2 separate regions of the Mus musculus genome follow, and region 1 is linked to region 2. A link is a contact called in ENCODE Hi-C or POLR2A ChIA-PET data. All regions are on one chromosome and are shown on one strand. Each heading gives the region's core, a stretch centred on a gene start or an enhancer-like site at or near the end of the contact. The rest is flanking DNA. Distances are from core to core; before and after follow the strand shown.

Region 1 (4,378 bases), core at 569-3,068, 50 kb after region 2:
CACTAAAAATATAACTAAGAGAGGGAGCAGGATTCTGACAGGTCTCTCTCCAAATCAGGAACAACATCCAGGACAGCATGGATGCTTAGTTTAAAGAGAACACAGTGTCGTGTACCAGGGCTGCTATGGCTTTTAGAGGTGATGTGGGCACCGCTCTAACGGGGCTGAACATACTCTGAAGGGTTTTTTTCTTTCTGATAGAAACAAGCTGTACCTTTCTCTTCCGAAGGTACACTCACTAGATCGACACTCCTGAGCCTCTTCGCTTCGTGCTCTTCTATCTTTATGGAAGATTCGCAGTATTACCCATCTCTTCTCGAACTCCATTTTCAGGTCTTGTTCATCCACCCCTCCCCCTCTCCTAGGTTCACCCGCACCCCTTTCCTTATTAACAGTTCTCGCAAGTACTCTGCAGGTTAGAAATAAACTCCAGGCTGTAGCTCTGAGATCTCAGACTTCTTACTTTTCAGATGTCTACGGAGGCCAGAAGAGGGTGTCGGAACCACGGGACTCAGGATTCCGGGTGCTGAGAACTGAAGGGGGATTCTGGGGGCATTTACAAGAGCAGAACGTGGAGAGTTATTTTTTCAGCTCTATTCTGAACTCTGTTCGAATGGGACGATGGTGGGTGGGTCTAGGGAACAGAGGTGAAAGGATTCTCTGAAATTCTGGGAAGCTGGGCGGGCGTGGGGAGGGGCGGAGAGTTTCCCTGGCCCAGAGTTCTTGCCGAACTAATCATGGATAGTCACCCAGCGAGCTTTCACGGAAGGGCACAGTGAGGCCAACGTGTGTTCCGTTTCCTCAAAATTTATGGAGTTGAAAGGCTCAGGAGGGAAAGAAAACAAAAAACAAGGACCAGCTGGTGGGGACGGGGCTGGGGGCCGGGGTAGCAGCGACCGGAGAATGATAAGGTGGTCCGAGTTCTGGCTGGAGACATCTCGGATGAAGCCAGAGTGCTTGGCTGTGGTGCAGAGAACCACTTTAGGAGAGGACACTAAGGAGCAGAGCTGGGGTTTATTATGAAGACGCTTTTAACACAGATTAAAGCATGGGTGTTAGAGGAGGCTGGACGCTTAGAGCAAGGTCGGTTGACACACAGCGTGGGCCCGGGGGTCTCGGTTACAGCCTTGTGCGCGATTGTGGTGGCTCCTGAAACGCATTAAAGCTTTCTTGGGAACTTTCTTTATCCTCTTTCCCTTTTGGTAAATGGGTACACAGAGCTCCTGAGACACCTTGGATAGCATTATACTCTGATAAGCTAAAACCACACTAGCAAAGAGGGGAAATTAATTATAATTATACATTTTATTTCATCCAGCATGTTCCAACACTGTAAGCAGTTAAGTCTTCCTAATGACAGAGTTTACATTCTTTCTCTTCTTTAGTTCTGAGTTTTCTAAGTGGAGGTATGGTTGTTCTCATCTTAATTCGGTAAGGTCATACTTCAAACGGCCTTCAGTCTGTGTATCCTTTATCAAGCCCTGGCCCTGAGATCTGGGTGAAAAATCCCTAGCCCGGAAAATTCATGAGTTCAGAAAAGATTCTTGGCGCTCTACCCCAAGTGTCCCAGCTCAGAGGGTGTTCTAGCATCCAAGAAAAAAACAAAACAAAACAAAAAACAGAGAACGGCTCTAACCAGGAAAGCAGTCGGGAACTTTCGTTTTGGGAGTCCCTCCTCCACCCTTGCCCTTGGCAGGACAGGACTTTGGAGCCATACTGGGCTGGCGAGCTGGGGCTGCCACGTGTCGGCCACAGCGCAGGGCGGTGTCCGGGTCCAGCGGGCCACAGTCCCAAGGCCAAGTGTGGGAGGCTCAGCGGGTCCTCGTCCTCAGCCATGGTTAGAGTGGCACCACAGCGCCTCTCACCGGCCGACCCGCGTAACTGCAGGCCTGGCGCCTCCGGGTTGCCAGAGGCCAAGTTTGCTTCCAGGAGCGCTTTGCCTTAGAAAGAGACGGTGGAACTTCAAAGCTCCATTTCTGGCGAACCAAGTAAAAACCTGGTTCAGTAGTAAGCCCCCAACCCCATCCACCTTCCTCTTGCTTTTGTTATATTCCAGGATTTCCCCTGCCCCTTGCTGCGCCACTTCTAAAATACCTGGCATCCATGTGCATTTCTTTGGAAGCATCCCCAGGCACTAACATCTTAGGAATCCTTTCCCCATTGCATCTTTTCTGCTTGTTTAAGTGATGTTTTTATTCTTGGAGAGTTCCAAATTATATCCAGTCACCTACCGCCTCCTCTAGCTCTCTCTAGGGCCTCGATCCCTCTCCTTTCCCCTTCGCGTCTTTTACTTTTTTTTGTTATCGATCACCCCTTGAACACAACAGGTGCTGCCCATACGCACATGAACGTGGACCACCCACTAGGGCATGAGCAACCGTTCAGTGGCCTGGTCCCTCGGCAGCTACCTCATAGCTTCTCCTGTGTGGTGGTGGGGCCCATGCTGTAATTTTGACTGGCTCGATTTTGTGCTGGTAACCACAGCTAATGTGATTCCATGCATGCAACAGCCATTTCATGCCTAAAAAGTGAGTGTTTCGCAATTCTCTCCCCTTCTCTCCCCCTACCCCCAGTCTCCAGCTTTTGACATTCCATCTGCCCCTTCTGTGAAGTTCCCTGAGCACTGGATTGTGGGAGGTTGGTGTGGATGATCCATCTGTAGCCGAGTGCCCAGTTATTTATACTTGGCACTTTGACCTGTTATGAATCTTTACATGAACCACGACCCACGGCCAAAGGAAGCTCCTCTGACTAAAGGTGAGGGAAGCAGGAATCTATGGGCACAGACATACATATTTAGAAGGTAGTGTGATAGTATGACCACTTAGCACAAAAGCAAAAACCAAACCAAACCAAACCAAGCCAAACCAAGCCAAACCAAAACATCATCATCATCATCACCACCACCACCACCATCATCAACAACAGCAGCAGCAGGTAGCCCACAACCCCTAGACAGGCCTGTGATCGCCTCAGTCTTGGGCTTTTGACCGGGTTTACAGCACCAAGGATGTCAAGGATGAATTTCCTTCTGTGGAGCAGGCCTCACATCCGACCTGAGAACGGTTGGTTACCTGCTTAGCTGTCATGTCTCTAAATTCCAGCGAGCACTTCCAGCCACCAGGTCAGTGCAGTGAGGATCACAGCTGTGTAAGACTGCTGGTGACTTTTCTCCTCCAGAGACTGGCACAGGACCTCTGGCCTGGGTAAGCTAAGCCAGCAGAGTTCCCTGGCCAGCTCGGGTTGTTTCTCTATGTTGTGCATCATAAGGGAGAGGTACCTTCGGTAATGGGGTCTCACCATCTAGTTCTGGAGGGCAACCAAGAGCAATGGCAGCAGCCTGTGTTGTGCCGGGTGCCTCTGGGGGCCCCCTTAACCATAACTCACAGGGAGGGATTGCCTGCCTGGCTCTGAGATCATTATTTATAACTTACGTCTTCTGGGGGCAGCGTTATTCACCCATGCAGAATCCTCCTGATATATATATATCCCCAAACAGCGCCACCTACTGGGACCAAACGTTTAAATACACGAGACTATGGGGATCATTTTACATTCAAGCTTGGGAACCTGAGCTCCAGACCCAGGGTTTTCAATCAGGGGTGGTTTTGCACCTCCCAGCCCAGGGAAACAATGGCAATACCTGCAGACACTTTGATAGTTGTAACAGGATGGAGTCGGGGGTTGGGGTTGCGACTGGCATTTCCTCAGCAAAAGATAGGGGTACTGTTAGATGCTTGTGGTGAGCAGACAGCTTCACAGTAACACAGACCGCTTTGACCCAGTGGTGCCAAGGTCAAGAAATCTCAGTCTCTACATATCTGTAAGGCACTGGAAGTCTGGAGCTGGCAGTGCTGAACCAGCTCGGGCTTCATGCAGCGACAGAGCATCAGCAAGGGCTGTAGAGGCCGCCTGTCCAGAAGCCTATCTATTCTCTTTTGTTTTTTCTCTCATGATCATGTATTTTTTAAATTTCCTTTGATAGCAGTGCCATACATGTGGAGACCAGAGGATGCATTTGAACTGATAAGGACTAGGTAGAACTGAAGGGCTAGATGGAATGTTAAGGCCTAGGTATAACGTTAAGCCTAAGTAACTCTTACGTGGCTAGCCTGCCATTTTGCGCTGTTACTAGTATTATAAGGAAACTTCCTTATGTGCAAGTTGATTGCATATTCTCTTAAATTCTTTGCTCTTGGAAACTGAGCACAACAGAGGTTAGTTAGAACTGCTCTGTATAGTTAGCCAAAATGAGCTTTGACCCAAATCAGCCAATCAGCAGCACTTCCTGCATATGTGTATAAGCTTGTATGGTATCTGCTTTTATAAGCTGCCCCTGGTGTGAGCCTGAGCATAAGAGAGACATCTGCATCTATTA
Region 2 (4,660 bases), core at 1,670-4,169:
TATCTAGTCATGTATCTCAAACTTGTTGACAGATGTCCTCCTTAACAATAAAAGCCAAATGTGTAAGGCATCTTAAAACCCAGGGCTAGCATGGGTAGAGTGACACTTATGTCATATCTTCTTAGTAAATCAGACAAACTTACTGCCTAAAGATAACTGCCATTCATCATGCACAGTTTGAGCTGGGAGTTTGTGCAGGGCTTAGCTTGACTTTGATACACTTCTGGTCAACTGGAACCTCTCACATAGCTGCATTCAGCCAATGACTGCTCTAAGATCTGAGAGGACCACCTTTTTATCTTCTTCATGTGTTGGGAACCAAGGCCCTGCACTTTGCGTATGGTGCTAATATGCCAGGAGCTCTTTATACATCTGGCCTCTCTCTCTCAAGATGGCTAGCCTGGGTTTCTTTCCATGGTGGCTCAGGGTACCAAACAAGGAGGGAAAAGGTGAAGTCATGCCTTCTAAAGCAGTTTTTCCCCAAGTCTCAGCCTAGGGTAGGAGCCTAACCCATATACTTCAGGAAAGTTGTAGTTGGATAAAGGTCTTCTCTAAACTGCCATGCAAGTTGGCTCTGACTTTATGCTTTTATTTTTTGCCACATTTTTTGTGATGGAGTGAAAGTTATTTGTGACATTTTCAATTGCTTGGTTGAATGAAGCTCATTTTTTAATCCAGGAAAGGTTCATAGGAATAATATTTTCTGAGACACTTTCAAAGCTTCCAGAAGATGTAGTTCATCACCATGACTTTAGTGAAAAGCAGTTGTACTTTCCTCCCCGTTGTAATACACATTCTTTAAGATTGGAGTCTAGAAAGCTGCTGTAGAAAGCTGCTGTGCAGACCCCTTCTCCAGACATTATCATCTAGGACTGTGCTGTGGGAACAGGAAGTGGTCTGAACTGAAGTGGTCTGAACCGGAAATGGTATGTAAGGACTAGAGAGAGAATGGATGATGAAGAGATGTTTGAAAACTTTGACATTGAAAGACCTCTGAAGGGAGACCCTCACTCAAGTCTCAGGATAATAGCAGACCCCCAAGAACTCACGAGAGACAAAGCTTGATGCAAACCACATGAGGCTTTATTTGGGGGAAAGCCAGAGCTCTGGGGACGACTCATATCCCACGTAGGGGAAGAGGAGTCGACCCCAAGGGGAAAGGGGTACCAGTTTTTATAGGCCCTTAGGGGGGAAAGGAGAAGGAGGGAGTAGGGGATTACCCAATCTAAACAATGTCTATTCTCAAGAAATGGGTATGGGAGGGGTACAAGGAAAGAGTCTGCTGCAGGTGCAGCAACCCTGGATTGGCCCCAGCTGTGGTTGCTGTGGAGATTTTCCGACTCTTCCTCAGCAACCAATATCACAAACACCTGGCAATGGGCTTCATCAGTGGGCACACACATGGGTTCAAGGAACGGTCAGAACATTGGCAGACACATGGGTTCTAGGAGTGGCCAGAGCATTGTGTACCTCTATTTTTCTAAACCAGTGAAGCTAGTTCTGCTAACAATGAATCTATTTTGCCAATTTCAGGGCTTCTGTGACCTTTTACATTCTGCCAGGATCTTTCAACATCACAACATCCTCCCACCCCTTTTTTGAGACAGGGTTTCTCTGTGTAGCCCTGGCTGTCCTGGAACTCCCTCTGTGGACCAGGCTGGCCTCGAACTCAGAAATCTGCCTGCCTCCCTCCCTCCTGAGTGTTGGGATTAAAGGCACGCACCACTACTGCTAGTATTTTCCCCCATTTTTATGAGCATGACCAAAATCAGCTGAGTCATTTTGATAAATCAAGATTCCAGATGACAAGCTAATCATTATCTTGGTGTGTGTGTGTGTGACTGCCCCTCCTTTGTCACATAGTTTAGCTTTGCCTGTAGTTAGGAGTATAGGTTTAAAGGCCCAGGCATAGAGGCACATGCCTTTAATCCCAGCACTTGGAAGCCAGACTGATTTCTGGGTTGAGGCCATCCTGGTCTACAGACTAAGTTCTAGGACAGCTAGGGCAATGCTGAAACATGGTCTTAGAAACAAAAATAAAACAAAACAAAAACTCAGCAACAAAAAGAAACAGTAAGGGCAAAGACACAAAGAACTGTATAAATAACTTTTCTCTAGTGCCTATGAGCACTGCATACTGTTTACATAGAAAACACGGAATAAAATACCCATCGCATTAAAAAAAAAAAAACAACTCTTCATACAAAGTCTTTTTATAGACCCTTAGGTTTCTATGATACTCGGATTCTGTTCTCGAGCAGTAAATTCAAAGTTCCAGAGGAGTCCATGCCATCACTTATGCAGCCTTCAGTACGTTCTTTTTTATTTTAGTTCCAATAACTTTAAAGTTGTCTTCCTGTAGCTTTTACTCATTAATGCGTGTTTTCACCACTGGTGCCAGTCTGTTCATTTAACGGATCAGCCCTTGAAAATACATCTGCCATTCTCCATGGTCCTTTTCAAAGGCTTAACAATTCCACTATCTACCTCCAGAATTAACACATGGCTGTGAATGTCTCTCATGAAAGTGGGATCCAGACCCATCCCTACAACAATCCACGTTGAAAAGGAAAAAGATTCTTGCTCAAACTGTGAGGCAGGAAGTCACTTAAATCAGATGCTAGCAGCAACTGGGATCGGCTATGCGTTCCCTTGTCACACTCGACTTTGCGATGGAAATCTTCCAATTTCGTTAAGGCTCAGGCTAAATTGTCAATCTGGGCCAAACCAATGGGGAGGCGGAAGTCAACATCCACTTCCGGGCCTCGTCCGGAAGCCTCTTCAGAGCTGGATAGGCTCTGCATCTTTCCCACAGGTAACGCTCCTGTGGGGGCGTGGCCACGCATGCGCACTACCTGAATGCCCACCAGGCTGGTTCTGCGCAAGCTCCCAGGAAGCGCTCGTTAACTGCTTCCGGACAGGGTTTTCCGGGGCGGCGAACAACGTGGAGTCGGGCGACTCTGGAGCTTGGATTTAGCGGCTCGCGGGCTCCGTACGCCTTGCGCTTTCAGTGAAACAGGAAAAGGTGTGTGAGCCTCCTGCTTGTTCCTTCTGCGGTTTCCTCTTGACTTTGTGCTCCTGGGCTCTGAGACCGTAAGTTACAGAGATCGTGAACTTTTGGTTACCGTGGCAACAGCCACCACGCCAACCTTCCCCAGGCCAGTTTGAGTCTTTGAGGGCCAAGGAAGGATTTGCGTTGTCTCCTTACCGTGTGTGGTAAGGTCGATTTCTAATTCAGGTGCTATTTCAAACTTTTTCGCGGAACGGCTGAGATTGATTTTTTTTAAAGGCCTAATCTGGATTTAAGGCGGAGAAACAAAATTTGAGGCTGGCCAACTCTTTGGGAGATGGGTCAGCAGGTAGTGGCAATTACTGTCAAGCCGGGTGAGTTCGATCCCCGGATCTACACAGTTGAAGGACCCCTCTAGATGATTCTCTGACCTCCACGCGTGCGCCGTGGCTTCTTCCGACAATAAACAAAGTGTAATATTAAAAAAAGAAATCGTACCGGGCGGTGGTTGCGCACGCCTTTAATCCCAGTACTTGGGAGGCAGAGGCAGGCGGATTCCTGAGTTCGAGGCCAGCCTGTCTACAGAGTGAGTTCCAGGACAGCCAGGGCTACACAGAGAAACCCTGTCTCGGAAAAAAACAAAACAAAACACCCCCAAAAAGAAAAGAAAGAAATCGTTTGTCAGCAGGCTTCAGGTTCGATCTCTAGCACCGCAGAAAACAAAGAAAGCAACGCCAGTTGATAAGGGTGAGGGTACCGAACTAGGGTGATGCTGTGGGATTGCAGAAGGGAGGGACGCGTTCAGTGGAATTCGTAGCTTCAGTATTTGATGGATACGCAGAACAAGGGTCTTGAGCATTTTGACATTTAAATCCATGTCCAGTGGCATGTAGCTGCTTTTGTCGAGTCATTTCTTTGCCATGGGCCGCTGCCGACCCCCTTACGTTTTTTGTCATACCGGCTCGTCTGTGTGCTTTGTGTTTCCCAGACTTTTGTCTTCACCGTTTCTCAGTCCTAACTTGGAAGGAAATACGGTTGCTGCTATGATTATCTTAGATAACTTATGGGCTATTTATGTGGTTAAGTTCCGAATACATACTAGCAACTGCTGCTACTGTACGTGCGTGTTATATATTCTTTTTTTTTTTTTAAGATTTATTTATTTATTATATGTAAGTACACTGTAGCTGTCTTCAGACACTCCAGAAGAGGGCGTCAGATCTTGTTACAGATGGTTGTGAGCCACCATGTGGTTGCTGGGATTTGAACTCCGGACCTTCGGAAGAGCAGTCGGGTGCTCTTACCCACTGAGCCATCTCACCAGCCCCGTGTGTTATATATTCTTAAGCTTCTTTCTGTAGCTCGAGTTTTTTACTTTGCAATTAAGGATGTTTCGTTTCTGTATGTACTTGATACATAGCTGTACTGTATTTTTTTAAAAACGATTTTTATTTTACTTTTATCTTCTGTGTATGAGTGTTTGCCACATTTATGCACACTGCTGTGTACCTGTTGAGGAGGTTGGATGCCTTGGAACTGGGGTTCCAGAAGGCTCTGAACTGCTGTATGGGTGCTGGGAACTGAACCCAGGTCCTCTTGAAGAACAGCAAGTGCTCTTGGCTGCTGAGCCATGTCTCCAGTCCCCACTCT

The links. Hi-C counts contacts between places; a loop is a spot of excess contacts on that map. ChIA-PET counts read pairs that join two places held with the same protein, here RNA polymerase II (POLR2A).
Region 1: a map of heart shows a loop between it and region 2 (7-fold over the local background). The contact joins the enhancer-like site here to the promoter of Taf1a in region 2. A Hi-C loop is called at or near these places in 1 of 37 maps with a recorded cell type or tissue (heart). POLR2A ChIA-PET finds 5 or more read pairs at or near these places in 1 of 5 experiments (Patski).

What each region holds. Positions count from the first base shown.
Region 1 is chr1:183,437,453-183,441,830 of GRCm38, forward strand. No RefSeq gene overlaps it. Among named protein-coding and RNA genes, the nearest start is that of Hhipl2, 21 kb to the left of the region's middle. Within about 2 kb of position 1,819, at least 1 of the 3 ENCODE cell types and tissues checked has a DNase peak (open chromatin) inside an H3K27ac peak, as active enhancers do.
Region 2 is chr1:183,386,066-183,390,725 of GRCm38, forward strand. It overlaps Taf1a (TATA-box binding protein associated factor, RNA polymerase I, A), which reads left to right and starts at 2,920. Exons shown (of 11, transcript NM_001277959.1): 1 at 2,920-3,093.